Regions from separate parts of the Mus musculus genome. Here region 1 is linked to region 2. Evidence: chromatin loops called from intact Hi-C (ENCODE). Cell type or tissue: left cerebral cortex. All regions are shown on one strand. Each heading gives the region's core, and the rest is flanking DNA. Links, peaks and the distances in the headings are about the cores only. Region 1 holds the start of Kat8 (K(lysine) acetyltransferase 8). Region 2 holds the start of Fus (fused in sarcoma).

What was found. A loop is a pair of places that touch in the nucleus more often than their neighbours do. Peaks named below come from ENCODE experiments on the same cell type or tissue, not always from the same donor. Only the 100,000 strongest peaks of a DNase experiment are listed, where the experiment ranks them.
Region 1: a loop joins it to region 2, with 4 times the contacts of the local background. A loop is called at or near these places in 2 of 42 quality-filtered maps.

The regions. Positions count from the first base shown.
Region 1 is chr7:127,907,916-127,919,225 of GRCm38, reverse strand. It overlaps Bckdk (branched chain ketoacid dehydrogenase kinase), which reads right to left. Exons shown (of 12, transcript NM_009739.3): 11 at 11,147-11,305; 12 at 9,562-11,059. The coding sequence ends at 10,915. Kat8 (K(lysine) acetyltransferase 8) reads right to left here and starts at 6,709. Exons shown (of 11, transcript NM_026370.2): 1 at 6,484-6,709; 2 at 3,924-3,998; 3 at 3,672-3,847. The coding sequence starts at 6,694. In left cerebral cortex, for the core only: a CTCF peak has its summit at 5,276 (motif pointing left); DNase peaks (open chromatin) are centred at 6,504 and 6,747; H3K4me3 peaks cover 1,441 bases; H3K27ac peaks cover 1,261 bases.
Region 2 is chr7:127,961,046-127,972,355 of GRCm38, reverse strand. It overlaps Fus (fused in sarcoma), which reads right to left and starts at 4,877. Exons shown (of 15, transcript NM_139149.2): 1 at 4,779-4,877; 2 at 2,770-2,794; 3 at 2,485-2,639; 4 at 374-518; 5 at 52-239. The coding sequence starts at 4,791. In left cerebral cortex, for the core only: a CTCF peak has its summit at 5,125; DNase peaks (open chromatin) are centred at 3,988, 4,916, 5,139 and 5,701; H3K4me3 peaks cover 3,100 bases; H3K27ac peaks cover 1,893 bases.

The DNA of each region.
Region 1 (11,310 bases), core at 1,976-9,975, 53 kb after region 2:
AGCGCCTCTCCTCCTCATGCTGCACGTGCTGGCCTCACCTTGGCGCAGAGCACAGGCCAGGTGAGTCTACGACAGAGCTGTCAACTACCACGAGCAATTATTTTGCTCTTTCCTGTCCTTCAAGGCCCGCCATCCTTCCAGACCATCCTCCAGGATGTCTGACTAGATTCACTCCTTTTTTTGTGTTGTTGGTTTTTGTCTGTTTTGGTTTTGGTTTGGTTGTTTTTCGAGACAGGGTTTCTCTGTGTAGCTCTGGCTGTCCTGGAACTCCAGGCTGGCCTCAAACTCAGAAATCCACCTGCCTCTGTCTCCCAAGTGCTGGGATTAAAGGCGTGCGCCGCCACTTAATGATGTTTGTTTTGGACAGGGTCTCAGTATGCGTATCACACTGGTCTGGAATCGAACTCCAAGCTTACAGGGAATTCTTACCTCAGCCTACCAAGCTTTCCTACCTCAGGTCCCCAGTGCTGTGCTTACAGGTATGCACCATTATACCTGGCCTTAAAGAGAATTATTTCAACTTTACAGAGTAATAAACATACAGAAAGGGATGAGGTCACAGGCCATGGGCCAGCTGCCATTGTAACTACCAAACACTCTTAGACATCATTTTCATTTTGCCTTCATAATGAGTCTTTGAAACCAAGAGTGCTCGTTATTGCCATAATACAAAAGAGGAAACTGAGGCACAAGAAGAAAAATCTTGGGGCTGGAGAGATGGCTCAGCTGTTAAGAGCACTGTCTACTCTTCCAGAGGTCCCGAGTTCAATTCCCAGCAACCACATGGTGGCTCATGGCCATCTGTAATGTGATCTGGTGCCCTCTTCTGGCACACTCGGGTATACCTGCAAGTAGAGCACTTGCACATCTTGCCCAGGTTCACAGAACTGTAAAACAAAAGAAGCCCTGGGCTGGCCCAATTCCAACAAAGACTTTTCTCTTCAGGTGTTTCTTTAAACTGCATTTTTCAATGTTCACAAAACAAAACTCTTTTTGTGAATGCATTAAAGAACTACAAAACCACTATTTTTCTTCAATGTTGTAATTTATTTAGAATTAAACATTAATTAGAACAGGGCATGGTGGTACATACCTGTATACCAGCACGTCTGAGGCAGAGGCAGGGGAACCAGTTCAAGGTCATCTTTGGCTATAGACCAAGTTTGAGCCCATGTCTCAAAAAAAAAAAAAAAAAAAAAAAATCCAACCAATCAACCAACAAAAATCTCCAATAACTATCGAACCTTGCTGAGAGTTGAATCACTCATCCATCAATATCCAGCCCACTCTGGTCTACCTGCTGACTAACAGTCACTCCATTCAAGCCAGAGAATAGCATTTTAAACCTGTGCTGTCCAAGAGAACAGCCATTAACTGCAAACGCTATTCCATCTCAAATTCATGACAATTGAAAAAAAAGTTCTAGTCAAACTGGACATGTACAGACTAGTACTGAAGAGCCACAGGTGGCCAGAGGAGCTACTGTATTGACTAGCGACAGCCCACAGACCACTTACAACAGTGCACTAGACAGTGCTACCCTAGAACCGGAGCCTTTGTAGCTTAGGGGATGGAAAAGAGTTCTTACTAACACACACTGGCACTGCAGCCAGCTGGAACGTCTGTGTACACATACATGCATGGATTACAAGTCAAACAAAACTGCCTCTAAACAATACTTACCCCACAAACATTTCAAAGGGATGGAGAAATGGTTGAGAGTTACAAGTATTTGTTGCTTCTGTGGAAGACCTGAGCTCAGTTCCCAGCACCCATGGGCCCCACGGTAGTCACAGCCATTTTTAACTCCAATCTCAGGGAACCCAATGCCTCTTCTAAACTCTGTGGCACTGGATCCACACGCATACATGCAGGCAACACTCATACATATAAAGCTAAAAACCATTACAAAATGTAAATGTTATACATACCACACCAAAACAAATTTCCAGCCTGGTGACAGAGTGTCCAGAGAGACAAGCATTGTTGCGCTGTGTTTGCTAAGAGCTTGCGAGGAATCGCACAGCTGTGCAGTGGCCGCTCAGGACGGCTGACATGCCTTAGCTTGTAAATCAATGCAGGAGTGTGGGTCTGCTCCATTTCTGGAATTATTCCTTTCTCTCTTCCATCTCTTCTCTAAGCTATTTTCCTTAGCACTTCTGGCTTCTCCCCAGACATTTTGGGTTTCCTTACTCCTTCCTCTAAAACTTTACTCCCTGCTGGGCAGTGGGGGCGCATGCCTTTAATCCCAGCACTTGGGAGGCAGAGCCAGGTGGATTTCTGAGTTCGAGGCCAGCCTGGTTTACAGAGTGAGTTCCAGGACAGCCAGGGCTACACAGAGAAACCCTGTCTCAAAAAAAATTTAAAAAAAAAAAAGAAAAAAGAAAAGAAAAGAAAAGCTTTACACCCTGGCAGTGGCTGACTGTCCACCATGTGTCTAACCTCTGTGAGATTCTGAACAGCATGATTTTTCCCTAAACTTGACAGCCCACCTGCCTTGGGGTTTTTCTTTTAAACTGTAATAAATCTGTCAAGCTTCCAAAATAGAAAGAAGGAGGGAAGGAGGAAGGGGGGAGGGAGGGAAGGAGGAAGGGGGGAGGAAGGGAAGGAGGAAGGGGGGAGGGAGGGAAGGAGGGGAAAACACAATCCCCAGAAACAGTCTGGCTAGAAGAGAGTTCAGGGCCATCCTGGGCTACAGTCTCAAAAGACCAGAGAGCCAGGCTTGCTGACCCCTGTAATCCTTGGATTACACTTGGGAAGTAGGCACAGAAAGATGAGGAGTTCAAGGCCAGCCTTGCCTATGTAGGAAGTTTGAGACTAGCCTGATTACAGGAGACAGTCTCACAAAAACAAAAAGGGTTACTGCCATGGCTCGGTGGGTACTGGACTTGCCACGTAATCCTAGAGACCAGAGTTTGATCCCTGGATCCTAATTAAAGGTAGGACTGACTCCACAAAGTTGCTCTATGGTCTCCACATTCTCAAACCATGGCACACATAACCCCTCCCCCCACATACCATGCATACACACATAGAAGCACAGGAACATATCATGCATATACATACATATACTAAATATTTTGAAATATATGTATATATACACACATACACTAATAACACACATACTTTGTTTCTGCTTTTCAAAGATTCCTTATTTTGGATACCTCTGTAGGATGTGTCAGGTAGGGCCTGGCCCCTAAGACAATGTAAATCCTACCAAGACTTCTAGACCGGCCTGTGCTCCCTCTGGATATTGAGATGCTCTGCAATAGCAGGTGAAGTAGATTAAACCTAATACTCTGGCTTTCAAGCCAAGAAGCTTGAGCTTAACCTCTCGGAGCCTGCCTCCTCATACACAAAACCAAGGATTTGCCCCGTGGTGATAAAGGCCAGGGAGGCTTGGATGAGATCGTCCAGTGCTCGGCGTGGGGATGGATAGCAGAGGAAATGACGTAATTTTAGTTTCTTTCCTTCCCTTTGGACTTCAAGTTTGAGTTCCAGTCCTAACTGTACCGTTTCCTTACTGTGAGAGAACAACCCTCTTCTCTCTATAAGCTGAGGATTTTTTCATATGTGAATAAACGAGAGAAAAACCCTGGCATACTACCAGCTTTCACATGGGAGTTGCTATGGCTTTGTTGTGATGGTCCTGAGAAGGGAGGGGCCAGGACCTTCTGCACATGGTTGATCTCATCATGCTTTCGCTTTTGGTTTCGAGTGATCTTGCGCTCTGGCTGCTCGGCCAGCTCACTCAGGTATTTCTCAGAGTTCTTCTGCACGGCATCCTTCACTGTCTTGGTCAGTGCGAGTCGGTTCTTGTCCACCCATTCGTCCAGTCGCCTGTTAACTGTTAGGACGCACCGTGAGGGACTGACTGACTGCCTCCCTCCTTCCACCCAGGCCCCAGGGCCCCAGGCACTCACAGCCCACATAGTGAACATAGAATTCTTCTCGGCCTTCCTGGTCATTCACTCGAGACTGGATCACTTCTGCTGAATCTGTCAAGAAAAAAAAAAAGGGGGGGGGATCTGAGGGGTAATTTCCAGATCCATCTGTCCACACCTGCCATTTACCCTGTAAGGTGAGCCAGGTTAGGACTTGGGGGAGGTACAGGGGGTGTTACAGAGGACCAGAGATTTGAAAACTGAGAAAACCTGGTATTTAAGCATGTTTAAGACTACCTCCAAAGTCAGTGCTCATTCACTCATTTGGGGGCCATGAGAGCTGGCTGGGGATTAAGACAGTTTAAGCTTCCTTCACATTTCCTAAATGACTGTAGCCCCATGGTTTGACTTTCTGAGCTTTAGTTCCTTCATCTGGAGAATACCTAAAAGGGTGACCATGCTTTAGTCTGTAGCACAGGGACAGATGCAGAGATGTCTAGAAATTAATGCTCGTCTGGCGCTCCACTATGTAATGCTGGCCACAGTGAGAAGATACAGTGAGGAATCACAAGAGATCTTGTTCTCTAGTGTTTTCCCATTGACAGAGAAAGGCAGATAATTTTAACAGTATGGCTGCCGGGTGTGGTGGCGCACACCTTTAATCCCAGCACTTGGGAGGCAGAGGCAGGCGGATTTCTTCTGAGTTCGAGGCCAGCCTGGTCTACAGAGTGAGTTCCAGGACAGCCAGGGCTACACAGAGAAACCCTGTCTCGAAAAAACAAAAAACAAACAAACAAAAAAACCCAGTATGGCTGAGGTACGAAAAAGAAAAACGTGCCAGACCATGCAAGCAACTGACTTTGCCTGAAGGGGTCTAGAATGGGATCACCACAGGAGATAAAGAGACTAGGGGGGCTGGTGAGATGGCTCAGTGGGTAAGGGCACCCGACTGCTCTTTCAAAGGTCCGAAGTTCAAATCCCAGCAACCACATGGTGGCTCACAACCACCCTTAATGAGATCTGATGCCCTCTTCTGGTGTATCTGAAGACAACTACAGTGTACTTACATATAATAAATAAATAAAATAAAAAAAATAATAAAAAAAAAAGAGAGACTAGGGGCGAGAGAGATGGCTCAGTAGTTAAGAGCATTGACTGCTCTTCCGCAGGTCCCGAGTTCAAATCCCAGCAACCACATGGTGGCTCATAACCATCTGTAATGAGATCTGAGACCCTCTTCTGGGGTGTCTGAAGACAGCTACAGTGTACTTACATATAATAAATAAATAGGGGCTGGTGAGATGGCTCAGTGGGTAAGACACCCGACTGCTTTTCCGAAGGTCTGAAGTTCAAATCCCAGCAACCACATGGTGGCTCACAACCACCCAGAATGAGATCTGACTCCCTCTTCTGGAGAGTCTGAGGACAGCTACAGTGTACTTACATGTAATAAATAAATAAATTTTAAAAATAATAATAAAAAATAAATAAATAACTTTTTAAAAAACAAAAATTAAGAGATGAGTAAGAGCTAGCCAGGAAGACATGAGATTACTTATAGCAAGAGCAGGTGATAAAAGGCACATAAACACATAGTTTTGGCGGGCAGAGCAAGATTGGTCTGGCAATAGCCCTTACTAGAAGTGCCTAGAAACTGGAAAGGTCTCAGACACCTTTAATCCCAGCACTTGGGAGGCAGAGGCAGGCGGATTTCTTCTGAGTTCGAGGCCAGCCTGGTCTACAGAGTGAGTTCCAGGACAGCCAGGGCTACACAGAGAAACCCTGTCTCGAAAAAACAAAAAACAAAACAAAAAACAAACAAACCCAGTCTAAGGAGTTTAATTATGTTTTGAGACAAGGTCTCTCTATGTAGTCCTGGCTCTTCTGGAACTTGCTATGCAGACCAGGCTGGCCTCAAACTCACAGCCTTCCCAGGGCTGGGATTAAAGGTGTATGCCACCATGACCGACATTTATTCGTTTAAATTAGATGTATTTATCGTATTAGGGGGTGGGGGATACTCTTATATGGATTCTGAGGGCAAACAGTAAGAATCATTGTCTCCTTCTACCATGTGGGTCCTGGGGACAGAACTCAAATCACCAGACTTGGTGACAAATACCTTTATGTCCTGAGCCATCTCAGCTCGGAGTTTATTTTGAAGCCAGCAGCTTGAGGTTTATTTTGAAGAGGGAAAGAAAAGGAAGAAAAGATAAGGAAGATAAGGAAACGTGTTTTTAGGAACTGGGCTGTCCTCTTTGCTGGCGATGAGGGGGCAAGAGAAATGTAAAGACAGACAACAAAACACCAATGAAGGAACAGATATAGCAAAAAAAAAAAAAAATGAAGCCTGAAATCGAACCAGAGTGAATGTTCACAGGCCAACTCTGTATTCAGCTGACTGGTGGCTTTACAGGTGAAAACAAGCATGGCCTGACTCCAACCTCCAATTACAAAGTGGGCTTCTCAGCTCCCGAAATCCCGCCTTCTTACCTGAGTCACCACCCTGGCCCCAAGACTCCCAGCCCCACAGAGCGCCCATTCCTAGGCCATGCCCATTCCCTAAATCCCGCCCCTAGGCCCTGGGCCCCGCCCTCACGCCAGGTGCTATCCGGCCGCCGGCACAGGTACGTTTCTCCGATCTCCACGGTGACTTCTGGTTCGCCACGCGCCGGAGTCGGCGGAGAGACCCGGCCCGGGGACCGGGCAGGCCCCTCGACTGCTGCATTTTCCCCCGGGCCGGGCTCTCCCTCCCCTACAGTTCCTGAAGTTGTTGCAGCAACTGCAGCTGTAGCTCCCTGTGCCGCCATTGCTGTGCCGGAAGTGACCGGCCAGAGAGCCGCTTTTATTTCCGGATCAGTGGGGGCGGGCATAGTCTTGCGTGTTGGAGGTGGGGAGGTTGTGACGTGGCAAGGTTTTGTTTTGTGCGTACTGCGTGTGGCTGTTGTTGCTAAAAATTGGCCCAACTTGAGACAGGGTCTAATTACAGTCCTAACTGACCTGGAACTCGCTATGTAGACCATACTGGCCTCGAGATCCACCTGCTTCTGCCTTTTGAGTCCTGGTATTTAAAGACGTGCACCGCCACACCCGGACTTAGCTATTTTTGTGGAGTTGTTTGTTGTGACATAGCCCGGGCTGCCTACACACTTGCTGACCTAGCTCCTCCTGCCTTGGGTTCCCGAATGCTGGGATTAAAGGCGAGCATTCCTATTTCTTGAGAAAGGTTCTCAGAGGCTAGCCTGAAATTCATTGAACGTGCAGCAGTATCCTGGGGATTACAGTTGTACTCTATCACTGAATTAAGTTTTATGGGATGCTTGGGGCCAAAACCCAGGGCTTTTTATATGCTACCCACTCTATATTTGCGTCTCTCGCTCAGGGTGGGAGCAAAAACCAGTTGAGACAGGAAAAGAACAGGTGTGCCAAATAAACTACCTTCAAAATAAACTTACTCACTCTTTCTCTCTCTTTTTTTTTCAAGACCGGGTTTCGCTGTGTAGCCTTGGTTGTCCTGGAACTCACTCTGTAGACCAGAAATCTGCCTGCCCCTGCCTCCCATGTGCTGGAATTAAAGGCCTGCACCACCACTGCCCGGCAACTTCTTTTCTCTTAAGAATTTCATGTAGCGGGGCTGGAGAGATGGCTCAGCAGTTAAGAGCACTGACTGCTCTTATGAAGGTCCCGAGTTAAGACCCCATGGTGGCTCACAACCATCCATAACAAGATGTGACACCCTCTTCTGGAGTGTCTAAAAACAGCTACAGTGTACATGTATTTACATATAATAAATAAATAAATCTTTGAAAAACAAAAACAAAAAACCTCGAGCGTGGCCAGGGAGAACCTTGAGTGGTTGTCTAACCTCCACCTTTCAAATGTTGAGGTTAGGATGGCACCACACCAGGTTCATGCACTGCTAGAGATTGTACCCGAAGCTTCATTAATGTTAGGCAAACACTACCACTGAACATCTCCAGCCAAGAAGGGTTTGAGCAGGGAGACAGTGCCTGGAGAATCTGTAGTGACACTCCTCCAAGTACAGAATACCAATTCTCTGAGACTCAGTAAAGGTTAAACCATATATACATATGGTTAAGTCATAGCTTTATATAAGCTATATAGCAGCATTCAAGGTAAACTTATTGGTAGATGAATTGGAGTAACACATGTCTAATTTGCTGTTTAACTTCACCTTTCTACACACACACACACACACACACACACACACACACACGTGTTTTCCTTAATTACTGTATTGGGGCACCGGACACCTTTAATAGCTTGCCCAGTGCATACTACTTTAGGAACTGCGTTGTGGGCGAACTAGTCGATGAAAAGAAGCAGCACTGTAAGACCTTTGTTTTTTAGGGATGATAATGCCAGCCAGTTCCTCCTTAGCTGGCTTACTGGAATAAAGCTCCTTTTCTCACGCTCTATTGTTGAGACTGACTGGCTCCTGCCACATGGTTTTACGTACCCAGCATGCACTGGTAACTTTTACAGTAGCACACAACAGTGTGTTGAGTCAGAGTAGGGCTGGATAAACATCTCATTTAGACATTCTCTGAAAGTTCTTTGATTCATAATTTGGTGATCAGTTTTCATAAGGTTTCTTTTTTTTTTTTTTTTTTTTTTTTGGTTTTTCGAGACAGGGCTCCTCTGTATAACCCTGGCTGTCCTGGAACTCACTCTGTAGACCAGGCTGGCCTCGAACTCAGAAATCTGCCTGCCTCTGCCTTCCGAGTGCTGGGATTAAAGGTGTGTGCCACCATGCCCGGCTTTCGTAACAGTTCTTGAGAGGGGCAGCTTGAGGTCAGAACTCAGACACTATGGTCCAAGAAATATCTGACCGTTGTGTATCTATGTGAGATGGCATTGGGAATAGAATAGATCCTTTTGTGTGTGGCACTGAGGGAAAGCTGGCTGGATGATTCGGCATGCACTGCTCTTGTCGACAATCTCAGCTCTGCTTCCACAGCAAGCAGCTCACTACTGCCTGTAACTCCAGCTCTAGGGGATTCGAAACCCCTCTGGACTCCACAGGCCATCTACAGCAATGAGCACAAACCCACAGGTAGACACACATACAAAAAATAAGAGAGAAGGCACTAGGAAAAACTGGTTACTTTGCTGTTGGGCAGTAAAGAAGTTCAGAGCAGGATAATACCAGGTGCCCGGCACCCTAAGAATGAGAAGATACAACCAAAGGACACCTCCCACTCTAGCCCTCTTCAGGATCATTACAGCTTTTGCCCAGGCTTCTACCTCACTTGACACTTCACCTGACATCTTCAGATGATGTCCTTCCTAAGTAAGGACTAGCCTAGGCATAGTAAATACACCATGCTGTCCCCATGCCAGGGCCAACCATGATTAACATGTAAATCCAACTGTTTTTTCCAGAACTTGGGGGCTGTGCTGAGACACCCTCTACTTACTGTTATTGTGTTTATGAGTATGAACCTACATGTGTGCAGGTGAGAAGACTTGGCAGGACTCACGTAGTCCTCTCCTGCGATAAACTCTAGGAGATACCTTAGTGGCAGGTGCCTTTACTGCCGAACCATGTCGCTGGGCCCGGATGCTTTTTGTTGCTTCTGATGCTGTATCTGTGTTGTTGCTCTCTGTGGTTAACCTGTACTTTCATTCCTTTTTTTTTTTTTTTTTTTTTTTTGGTTTTTCGAGACAGGGTTTCTCTGTATAGTCCTGGCTGTCCTGGAACTCACTCTGTAGATCAGGCTGGCCTTGAACTCAGAAATCCGCCTGCCTCTGCCTCCCAAGTGCTGGGATTAAAGGCGTGTGCCACCACCCCCGGTCTGTATGTACATTCAAAGACTAGAACATGAGGCTCTTCTCTGACAACTACCCGTTAAGACAGGGTTTTGCCAAGCAGCCCAGGTTGGCCTTGAACTCGTGATACTCCTATGTAAGCATCACTAGTACTAGGACCACAAGTGTGTACATTTGATTCTACCTGGAAAGGCTAAAGTTTTCAGTGTAGGAATTTCTTCCATCCCAGCGTCAAGTGAGGGAACTGGTTACCATGGAGCCTCACTCTCTTATGTGTACCTGAGGGACAGTGGACTAGCTCTGGACTTCTCATTACAAGTCATTTCCTTGACCTCTCCCCTTTCCTTTCCTGCTTCTCCTACTCCCTTTTGGGAGTCCTACCAAGCAGGTCCGTAGGTCTTACACAGCGGGGAGAGTTACTCTTGGTTCAAAGTTCACCTAAAGTTCTGTTCCACACACTTCTGGTCACCGTGCTTTCTGCCCAAGTCCCTGGTCCTCCCTAAGACAACTTCTCCGTATCTGTCTGAGGTAATCAGGTCTCTGCATAACCTCATGCAATTCTTTTTGCAGCCACAGTGGGCAGGCAGTATTTTTAACCTCATGCAAGCTCAGGAATCAGGTGGCTTACAGACTGCCCAGTCTAGTGACCTTTACCTCTCAAACCCACGGCTGCCAGGAAGGGAAGAGTCGGGCCTGAAGCTAAGTCTTTTGGGGCCTCTGATAGCGTCTGGGGCCCAGAAAGACTTGTTCAATGAGCCCAAGTTGCCAAAGTCACTCTCACTCTTGCCAAATCAAATAGGCAAGAACCTTGAAATCACTTCTGCCACAGTGCCAGGACAGCCAGAGACTGGACATGACCAGGTTAACTCCCAAGGCCTAGGGAATCCAAAGGGGGCAGAAACAAAGCTCGCCTGCCCTCCCAACATTTGGGGCCCAAGAGGGCATTCAAAAATGCAAACTTTAATAAGCAGCAGGTCAAATGAGGAGTCCTCAAGAATGAGCAGAGCAGAGCTGGTATCAGAGGCCTCAGAGGCACCTGCTTCCTCCCCCCAAGGCCGGGAGGTAGAAAGCAGTGAGCCCTGCTGAGGAGGAGTGGTGCCCAGCTCCATCTAAGTCCACCTGTCTGAGGCCCTAAGCTCCATAAAGCGAAGTGGCAGTCTGTGGAGCCCAGCGGCCCCCTGCCAGGCCTAGGAGGTCCTCCGAGGAGTGTGGCAGGCTAGCCGGCCAAAATCCACCATTAGATTCTGAAGCTTTCCTCCCGACCATCAATGTGGCGGAGCCGTAGGTAGACATCCGTGCCAATGCCCTGCAGGGACTGCAGCTGCAGGGAGCCACCAAGATACTCTGCATATGCCCTGGACGTGGGCAACCCGAAGCCAAAGCTGGGAGCAGGGGATAGGATAGGGGTGTCAGAGGCCTGCGAGTCCTGGTTTACCCCTTCCCCCCATATTGGGAAGGTGGGGCCTTACCCATGCATAGGTCCTGACTGGCCACCACTGTGCATATCCAGGTGGCCGAAGAGGGGGTTGATTCGGGGGTCCTGGGTGCTGGCCTCAGCTGTGGTGAAGTGGTAGTCCATGACCCGATCCAGGTCCTTATGAGCGATTCCTCCACCCCGGTCTGAGATCCTGGC
Region 2 (11,310 bases), core at 2,029-10,028:
ATATGGGCAAATTTGGAGAATAAGAAGATAGAACTAAAGCTACTTCCTCACCTCCACCACCCCCTCCACCACCTCCACTGCTACTGTTGTACTGGTTCTGTTGTCCATAACCCTGAGGTGGGTTATAGGAGCTTTGTTGTTGTCCGTAGCTTTGTTGCTGTCCACCATAGCCAGACTGTTGACCATAACCTCCACTCTGGGGTTGCCCATAGCTGCTGCTCTGAGAACTGCCACCATAACTAAATGGGAAACAATGAAAACCAAAATTATGATTTGTAAAATGCCAAAGTACACTTGCTTTACTTTTAGTCCATCCGAGACCCAGCAGCTCACCAACACCTTCTGGCCTTTCCCCTCTCCTATACCACCTTACCTTCCTGAGGTGCTGCTAGGAGCTGGCTGTTGGCCATAGCCAGGGTAGGAGGACTGCTGCCCATAAGAAGATTGTGAACTTTGGCTGCTGCCATAGCCTCCAGTGGAACCATATCCCTGGGGAGCTGACTGAGTTCCATAGCCTGCTACAAAGAAAAAAGTTATAAGTACAATTTAAAAAAAAAAAAAAAAAAAAAGACCAGGTATGCAGTGCTCATTTTTAATCCTAGCATTTGGGAGACAGAAGCAGATCTCTGTTCAGTGTGAGGCCAAACTGGTCTACATATCCAGTTCAGGTCAAACACAGCTACTTAGTGAGAAAGAGGAGGGAGACAGGGCAAGAATTAGATTGGAAAAAAAATACACTTCCTGATTTAAAAAAAAAAATTTTTTTTTTTTTTGGTTTTTCTCTGTGTAGCCCTGGCTGTCCTGGAACTCACTCTGTAGACCAGGCTGGCCTCGAACTCAGAAATCTGCCTGCCTCTGCCTCCCAAGTGCGCCACCACGCCCAGCTAAAATTTGTTAATTTTTTTAAAGATTTATTTATTTATTATATGTAAGTACACTGTAGCTGTCTTCAGACACTCCAGAAGAGGGAGTCAGATCTCATTACGGGTGGTTGTGAGCCACCATGTGGTTGCTGGGATTTGAACTCCGGACCTTCGGAAGAGCAATCGGGGTGCTCTTACCCACTGAGCCATCTCACCAGCCCAAATTTGTTAATCTTAAAACAAACCTAGCCCAGTGTTTCACGGTGATCTTCAAAATCAGGAAGCTATCTCAAGCAAAAGGGGAGTGAGCTAGAGATGTAGTTCAGCCGACCGTGTTTACTTATCACACATACAAGTTCATTCGATCTTCAACAAACCAAGTATTAAAAAAAAAAAAAAAAAATAGTCAGGCGTGGTGGCGCACGCCTGTAATCCCAGCACTTGGGAGGCAGAGACAGGCAGATTTCTGAGTTCAAGGCCAGCCTGGTCTACAAAGTGAGTTCCAGGACAGCCAGGGCTACCCAGAGAAACACTGTCTCAAAAAAACAAACAAACAAAAAGAGCAAGTATTATAATACGTGCTTCTGCTCCCAACACTTGGAGGCAGGAAAATCAGAAGGCTCAAGACCATCCTCAAATATATAGTCAAGTATCTGGCCAGTCTCAGCTGCTAGGTCATCTCTGCACCCACCCACCCAATCCTTTATGACAGGTCTCACAGAATTCAAGCTGCCTCAACTTCTAAATCAGTGGTTCTCAACCTGTCAGGTGACACCTCTTTCTTTGAACATATCTGTTACCATTAACAGTATATAAAGTAGTAAGGAAAATAATCTTATAGTTGGGGGTCACACAAGATGAGGAATTGTATTAAAGGGTTACAGCTAATTCCATCTAATGGAAGGTTGAGAACCAGTCCTAAATGAACAAGACCCTGACTCTCCACCGCCACATCCCAGGTACTAAGATTACAGCAGCATTCCACATCTTCAATGTCACTAATATCACTGTTTAATAAAGGTTCAATTCCATTCTATCTGTCCTAAATCTAGACACCTGTGCCACTAATCATAACACAAAAGATTCCTACAAACTGCATTTTAATCTGTTTTTGTTTTTTTCAAGACAGGATTTCTGTGTAGCCCTTGGCTGTCCTGGAACTCACCTTGTAGACCAGGCTGGTCTCCAACTCAAGATTCAAGAGATCTACTAGCCTCTGCCTCCCAGAGTGCTGGATAAAGTTGTGTGTGCCACCACTCCTGGCCCTAACTACATTTTAAATGTGCTGATATGGAAAGAAAAATGTTTTGCCCTTGTGAGGTAAAAATGGCACCACCTCTGTGAATCACAGATTGTCAGCCAACTTCAAGAATTCCCAAGCAGACCATTTCCTTCCTATCCGTCATTCTAAACTGGTTCTCTCTTTAGCAAACTTGCTTTTTCACAAAAATAGTAAGCAGGAAGAAAATAGTCCAATATAAAATCAATTACAAATCAGTATTTTTGTTTTAAAAGAATGACTACAAAACTTTAGGGAAAATGTGGGAATTTCGGTATTGTTCAGGTTTAAGAAAAGTTAACATTCATAAAGAAATGAAGATGTGTTCTACTAAGAACTCACTGTTTTGGGTCTGTCCATAAGAAGAACCATAGCTGCTCTGGCCGTATCCTGAAGTGTCAGCTGACTGGCCATAACCACTGTAACTCTGTTGGCCATAGGGCTGACTGCTCTGTTGGGAGTAGCCCTGCCCAGGCTGGGTAGGATAGGCCCCGTAGCTACAAGAAAACAGACCAGTAATCTTCAACTAAAAGAATAAGAACAAAAGCATACAGAAATACATAAAACTCAAGTTAGATCAATCACCCTTGCTGTCTTCTAGCATCAGACCAGAAACAGTATACTCACCTTTGAGTTGCTTGTTGGGTATAGTCTGTAAAAGATGGGAAAGAAAAAGGTCTTAATTTTAGTTAAGAATAGAAATAAATTCTTCAACTTTTGTACTAGGCACTCCAGATGAAACAAATCTACAAAAACAGGCATAAGTTAGTTCCTCATGAGACAAAATGGCCAAGTTTTATTACAAAAAGCAAAGAAAGCACAAATTTCTAGACACCAATAAGTCTTAGACTTTTGTTCTGGGTAGAACCCAGGGCTTGCTTGGGACCCACTAAACAAGCGACCACTAAGCATGACAGCCACAGAGCTCTGTGGGTGGACTGGTTCTCTATCTAGAGGCAGGGTTTCTCTGCATAGAACTCACTCTGTAGACCGGGATGGCCTCCAATTTAATACATACAAAGCTCCATCTGCCTCTGCCTCCCAAATGCTGGGATTAAAGATGCCCCACATCGGACCGGGCGTGGTGGCGCACGCCTTTAATCCCAGCACTTGGGAGGCAGAGGCAGATGGATTTCTGAGTTCGAGGTCAGCCTGATCTACAGAGTGAGTTTCAGGACAGCCAGGGCTACACAGAGAAACCCTGTCTCGAAAAAAAACAACAACAACAAAAAAAAAAAATCCAACATCATGTCCTTTTTGCCTTTTTTCTTTTTTGAGACAGAAGTCTCGATTATGTATCTATCCCAGAATTCAATATGTAGACCACCTCGAACTCACATAGATCTGCCTACTTCTACCTCTTAGTCCTGAAACTAAAGGTGTGTGCCACCAAACCTGGCTCAATCTTTAAAAAAAAAAAAAAAAAAAAAAAAAAACTCAAAATACAGATCATCCCTTAAGTTTAAAAATCCTTTTGACTTGTTGCAGGTCTTTCCAAGGCCTGCAACACACGTCACCACATTTTATATCTTCACAGCAGCTCTGTATACAGGAAAGGTGGTATCACCGGATGTCAAGATTAACTTTGACAGTCAGCGCTATTACACAGTTGAGTTCAAGCCCAAGGAAGCAGCTAGAAGAATGGGACTCTCCAACCCCCAAATGGCATGGTGCTCCCAAGGTTCCCGACGTGTGGCTCCAAATAACTGAGCTCCCGCCTACCATGCGCACCCAAAGCAGACAGCACTTTCAACAATCTGGGAAGCTGTAGCTCAGCAGCTCCCTGCAGGAAACCCAAGCTCTACCCCCGCACTGGGACAAAACTGACAGCGAGAGGGTGTGGCCTCGGAGAGCGACTCCTCTGATTTCCTTCCGGCCTTAGGAAAACTCAACTCTGAAGTGGGAAACTCAGGCCGGGGTCCCTGACTCCGTTGGTCATCCCCTGGCGGTCCTCCCAATCCCACGGACACGCAGGCCAGCCAGGAGCTTCCGCTCCCGCTGCGCGGCCACGGAGGCGGGAAGAGGTGGCCCCGCCCCTTCCCAAGGGACCCAGCGAGCAGGGCGAGGCCAGCACCGGACCACAAGTCTTCCGCCGAGGGTCTCGCGACAAAAAAAAAAAAAAAAAAAAAAAAAAGAAGAAGAAAGAAAGAAAGAAAGAAGAAGAAAGAAAAAAAGAAAAAAGTAAAAAAAACGGACCAACTCCTGGCGGGGGGGAGGGGGGCCGCGGCGAGAAGGGGGAGGGGCCAGAGGAGCGCGTGCGCGCACCAAGTGCCCGGATGCAGCACTGCGACAAAGCGAGGCCGGGAACGGAGGGAGGGGAGGGGGTGGGGCGAAGCTGCGGAGACCCAGAGCTCCCTCACCCCGGTCACCCCACGTCGCCAGGCAGCGTCTCTCTCAACACTCGACTCAAGTGACCGGGCCAGGAGAGAAAACCCACGGTCTCCGCGCCAAAGGCGCCAGGGGAGCCAAACAAAATGGCGACACCGCCCTCCCCTTCCCTCCACCCGCTGCTTCCCGCCAGAGGTGGGGGAGCCCACTCGCCCGCCACCGCAGGCCCAGCCGAAAGCCAAAAGCCTTGCTGCGAGGGAACGAGGCCTCGCAGGGACGCGCCGTCGCCGCCTCGCGCTCCCACATACCGTTTGAAGCCATGTCCGCGCACGCGCGCAGCGCAGGCCGCCAAGCAACAAAGTTCCAGACGACCGCGAAGCGATGCCGCGAGGACTGAGCGGCCCCGCCTCCCGCGCCCGCCTTAAGTACGCCTGCCGCCTACGCGCCACCGGGACGTACCAAGTGGAGAAGCGCGAGGGGGAGGCACGCCCAGGTCCCCACCCTTCCCCGGGGATACGGAGAGCTCAGGAAGACAAGAGGGAAAACGAACTCGCTTTATTCCCAAACACTCGCACGCGCTTTCTCCTTGCGGCCGGTGGCTCTCGTCCGTCGCCCGGGGCTCGCCTTCGACACACCTCTACCCCACTAGAGGCAGAATGGTACGACCCGGCCTCCCGCTAGGGGCGGTGCCAGGGCCCTGCGCCCGAGAGCGGAACTGTGTAGTCAAGGCCTGGAGTCTCCGGGTGTGGGAACCGAAATCCTTCCGACCGGCCCAGCGGCTGGGCCCCACTTTCACTGGGGAAGATGCAGCATACTTTCGCTTGCCCTGGCCTAGCAACTGAGTCGAACGCAGTGTCGCTCTGGTCCTCCACATTCTCTCCTGACAGACAGCACACTGATCAGTCTCGTTTTTCACTTAGGAATGCCTCGGCTTGCTGTTCTTTAGACCTTAACAAGGTTTATAGATTGTGACGTTTAACCTGGAAGAAGATGAGCTTTAGTCTGGACCCTATGGCCCTAAGGCTGGTTCAACAATAACACATATGTATACAACTTAAGAGGCTTCAAACCCACAATTACCCCCCCCCTTTTTTTTTTTAATTTGGCCTCTCAGTACCGCTCAGTTGATCTCGAATCCTTGATCCTATTTGCCTTAGCCCTGTGCATCCTGGAATTACAGTCGTCCTGGTTTTCCCCCATCATCATCTTGTAAAGAAATCTGAGGAATGTAGCTTAATGATAGAGCGATCGTTTAGCCTGTGCATGACCCTGCCTACCTCTCCAGTCCCGGAGCTAGGCAGAGGTGGAGGGGAGATGGATCTTATGAGAGCAGTGAGCGGCTAGACTAAGAATGTGAATGAGGTACGAGGCAGTTCAGGGTCAGACCTTCTGATCTTTAAAGTCTAAGCCTGGGGAACTACAAAATGCTTCTTGGTTACAGGAAATGATTGAAAGCATTTAAAGGCATGAACACTTTTTGTCAGTTCAAGGACAAAACGAAATTCAAGGGGGTTGGAGAGACAGCTGCTCTAGAGAAACCACAGGTTCAATTCCTAGTACCCGAATGTGGGCAAACAACCAACTGTAATTCCAATACCAGGGACTCTGGGATCACAGAGATCAGGTAATTCATTTTGCAATGAGTAGGTTAGGATGGGTCTGAGGGAATGACATTTCTACTGGGAGTTTACCAAGTGGATAAGAACAAAAATGACGGGTTGGAGAGAGGGCTCAGCGATTAAGAGCACTGACTGCTCTTCCGAAGGTCCTGAGTTCAAATCCCAGCAACCACATGGTGGCTCACAACCATCCATAACGAGATCCAGAAGAGGAGAGGGGTCACCCTCTTCTGGAGTGTCTGAAGACAGCTACGGTGTACTTACATAATAAATAAATAAATCTTTTTTTAAAAAGATATTTAAAAAAAAAAAGAAGAACAAAAATGACCAAGCTTGACTGAGAACCTGCTCTGTGAAGCCACGTTAGCTGTATCCTGAGAGGGGGCATTGGAGAAAAGATAGACATTGTCCTCCTCTTAGGAACCCTCTCTGGCCCGCCCACGGAACAGTGTGGAGAGATGGTGAGAAGCAGGCAGGGGACAGGCAGGGAGGCAGCCTCTAGACTGCAGCTTGTCTGAAGATTGCCTTCCTCCTGGATGCAAGGAAAAAATAGGGATTGGATTTTACTCTGCCATGTGAAGGCCCAGGGATTGGATTTTACTCTGCCATGTGAAGGCCCTGCAGTCAGTATTGGACAGTCCAATCTCATGTCAATCAAAACAAGAATAAGTCAGATGTGATGGCTCAGTAGGAGGCTGAAGTAGGAAGCCTGCCATGAGTTCAAGCCCAATTTAGACCTTAAAGTGAGTTCTACCCAGCCTAGGTTAGTGTAAGATCCTTGGAAAAAAAACAAATATGAGAAAGAGAGCATACTGTAGATTGTATTATGTGATTTTTTTCATTTGTAAACCACCTTTTGGGGGACGGGGGGAGACAGAGTTTCTCAGTGTAGCCCTGGCTATCCTGGAACTCGCTCTGTTAGAACAAGCTGACATTGAACTCAGAGCTTCTCCTGCCTCTGCCTCCCAAGTACTAAAATTAAAGTTGTGTACCACCACAACCTGGCTTGTAAATTGCCTTTAACTGGGCCTGACCAAAATAAGTATAAATAAGTATTCTTTAAAAAAAAAAAAAATTGCCGGCCAGTGGTGGCACACACCTTTAATCCCAGCACTTAGAAGGCAGAAGCAGGCAGATTTCTGAGTTTGAGGCCAGCCTGGTCTACAGAGTGAGTTCCGGGACAGCCAGGGCTATACAGAGAAACCCTGTCTCCAAAAAAAAAAAAAAAAATTATAGCAAAGTGATGGTGGCACAGGCCTTAATCCTAGCAGAGGCAGGCAGATCTCTGTGAGTTCAAGGCAGGACGGGAGAGATGGTGCACCTATTCAGTGTGTAAAGGACCTGGCTTCAATTCCCAGCACATACTTTATGCAACTCACAACTACCTGTAACTTCAGCTACAGGTAAAAAATTGGAAAATTGGACCCTGAAGGCACTTGTACACATATGGCACACACACCACACACATATCAATCTATTTTTTAATGGTTTAGGATTTTGTTGTTGTTGTTGTTGTTGTTGTTGTTGTTGTTGATTTTTTTGTTTGTTTGTTTGGTTGGTTTGGTTTTTCGAGACAGGGTTTCTCTGTATAGCCCTGGCTGTCCTGGAACTCACTTTGTAGACCAGGCTGGCCTCGATCTCAGAAATCTGCCTGCCTCTGCGTCCCGAGTGCTGGGATTAAAGGCATGTGCCACCACCGCCCGACTAGGATTTTTTTTTTTAATTTTATGTGACTGTATGAGAATGTTGAATCTCCTGAAGCTGGAGATTACAAATAGTTGTGACCTGCCATGTAGGTGCTAAAAATTAAACCCTGATCCCTCTCTGGAGGAGCAGCCAGTGCTCTTAACCCATCTCTCTAACCTAATCTTTAATTTTTGTAAATAAATACAATAAGTTAACAATAGAGGAAAACAGCTGATGTTGCCCTCTGGCCTCCTACAAACCTCTCCCCTCCGACCCCATATACAGAGAGAAAGAGACAGACAAGGGGGAGGGGACCAGAGTTCTGCAGTGGTTTCCTTTCTCTCATAAATTATTCATACGAAACAATCTTGAAATCTATCTTAAAAAGTTAAAAATCAGGCTGGAGAGATGGCTCAGTGGTTAAGAGTGCCAACTGCTCTTCCGAAGGTCCTGAGTTCAAATCCCAGCAACCACATGGTGGCTCACAACCACCCGTAATGAGATCTGATGCCCTCTTCTGGTGCTGCTGAAGACAGCTACAGTATATTTAGATATAATAATAAAATCTTGAAGAAGGAGGAGGAGGAGGAGGAGGAGGAGAAGGATACATAAAGAAGGATACATAAAGAAGAAGAAGGAGAAGAAGAAGAAGAAGGAGAAGAAGGAGAAGAAGGAGAATACATAAAGAAGGATACATAAAGAAGAAGGAGAAAGATAAAAAGCAGGCCATCAGGTAGAGGTTCCTTCCTCCAGGCCTGGGGACTGAGCTCCATGCCCTGGACCCACATGGTGAAAGAGAGAACCAACTCCACACAGTTTCCCCCTGACTTCCATACTCTCACCACAGCATTGGCTTACCAACACACACATACACACAAAATAAGTAAGAAGAGTTTGAGACTATTATGAGCTATATTCAGTCTATTCAAAGCTAGCTAAAACCACAAAGCAGGGGGAGGGAAAACAAAGAAAGAAAGCAGCTGTGGGTGGTGGCACACACCTTTAGTCCCAGCACTCTAGGGCAGAGGCAGCAGAGCAAGAGTTCAAGGCCTGCCTAGACTACTTAGTGAGTTCCAAATTCTGGAACAAAAAAGGGATAGAAAAGCTAGGTATGGTGCATACACCATCTTGGCCTGCACTAGGCTCTTTGTCAAAGGGGGTCAGGGAGGGAATAAGGAAGAAAATAGAAGGAAAGGGAAGGGAGAGAAAAGAGAGAACCTTGAAAACTGATAGGAAAGCAGGGAAACCTGCCCCTCGCTCGGTTCAGGGTCTTTCCTGCACAGTGATGCTTTTTTGAGAAAGAAGGATACTTTTATTGGTAAGTTTGGGCTTCACTCACTTTCAGGTGAAGATGTCTCTACTCTGTTATGAGAGATGTGTCATCATATCACTTAAAAACCTCAGTCATGGGCTGGTGAGATGGCTCAGTGGGTAAGAGCACCCGACTGTTCTTCCAAAGGTCCAGAGTTCAAATCCCAGCAACCACATGGTGGCTCACAACCATCTGTAACAAAATCTGACGCCCTCTTCTGGTGTGTCTGAAGACAGCTACAGTGTACTTACATGTAATAAATAAATAAATCTTAAAAAAAAAAAAAAAAAAAAAAAAACCTCAGTCACAGGTTAAAGAGATGGCTCAGTGGTTAAGAGCACCGACTGTTCCTCCAGAGGTCCTAAGTTCAATTCCCAGCAGCTACTTGGCAGCTCACAACCATCTGTAATGGGATCTGATGCCCTCTTCTGGAGTGTCTGAAGACAGTGTACATACATAAAAATAAATAAGCCCTTTTTTTAAATGCATTTTTTATGTATATAAATACACTGTCACTGTCTTCAGATACACCAGAAGAGGGCATCAGATCCCATTACAGACGGCTGTGAGCCACCAAGTAGCTGCTGGAAATTGAACTCAGGACCACTGGAAGAGCAGTTAGTACCCTTAACTGCTGAGCCGTCTCTCTAGCCCCCAAATAAATAAATCTTTTTTAAAAATTAAAAAAAAACCCTCAGTCACTTTGGGAGCTGTGAGTGGTGATGTACTTTTAATCTCACTGCTCAGGTGACAGAGGCAGGAAGACCTCTCTGGGTTCCAGACCAGCCTGGAAGACATGGAGAGACCCTGTTTCAAACTGGAAAAGAGAATGTAGAAGCTGAGCGTGGTGGTGCACGCCTTTAATCTTTAATCCCAGCACTCAGGAGGCAGAGCCAGGCGGATTTCTGAGTTTGAGGCTAACCTGGACTACAGAGTGAGTTCCAGGACAGCCAGGGCTACACAGGAAACCCTGTCTCGAAAAACCAAAAGAGAGAGAGAGAGAGAGAGAGAGAGAGAGAGAGAGAGAGAGTAGAGAAGAAGGAAACCTCACTATAAAATCAGAGATATAGGCACAGCTTGTTTCAGTTCACAGAGGGGAATAATGTAGCTTTTTGCTCAACAGGATGAGTAAGTGGTACATTTTCTGTTGTTGACAATAAACTAAACTCTGTAAGTCAGTCTCCAAACAATTTGGAAGTATTTTGATAGTCATATCAAAATATATCTAACTGTGGAGAAATTGTTGAATTATAGTTTATCAGAAGTTTTGAAGTTCAGAAGCCATATTGACATATTAATGGCTCAAGAAATTTTTAGCCTGAGATAATACTGCCCAAAACCTGGGAGGCAGAGGCAAGAGTACCACAGCAGGTTCAAGGCCAGCCTGGTTTACAAACAGAGTTTCGGGCCACCCAGTGCTGCATAACAAGACCCTATCTCAGAAACAAAACCAAAATATATCAAATCCACACTCTGGCTGAGAGCTTTCCCGTGTGATTTCTCAGTTGCTAGCCATGGACCTCAGGCAGGCATCCTGTCATTGAGGGGCCTCCAGCCCTTCTTTATGCAGCCTTTAAAGATTTATTTATTTCATGTATGTGAGTACACTGTCGCTGTCTTCAGACACACCAGAAGAGGGCATCAGATCCTCATTACAGATGGTTGTGAGCCACCATGTGGTTGCTGGGAATTGAACTCAGGACCTGTGGAAGAACAGTCAGTGCTCTTAACTGCTGAGACATTTCTCCAGCCCTTATGCAGCCTTTAATGAATATATATATATACATATACATATATATATATATATATATATATATATATATATATATATATATATATATATATAATTTTACACTTGTTGATCTAGTGTGGGGGATATGTATTGTATGGGGGATGTGATATGTGTGTGTAGTGTCTATGGTGTGTTTGGCGTGTGGTGTATATGGTATATGTGTTGTGGGTGAGGTGGGTGAGGTGTGTGTGTGTGTGTGTGTGTGTGTGTGTGTGTGTATGTGTGCGCGTGCGCACATGCGCGCGCGCGCGTGTGTACTTAGCCAGTTTGTGGCAGTCAGTTCTCTTTTTTCACCATGTGGGTTCAGGGATGGAACTTAGGCCACCAGACTTAGCTTCAAGCATCTTTGCTCAATGAACCATCTTGCCAGCCCATCTGTGTAGTATTTTTGGTTAGTTGGTTGGTTGGTTGGTTGGTTTGGTTTGGTTTTT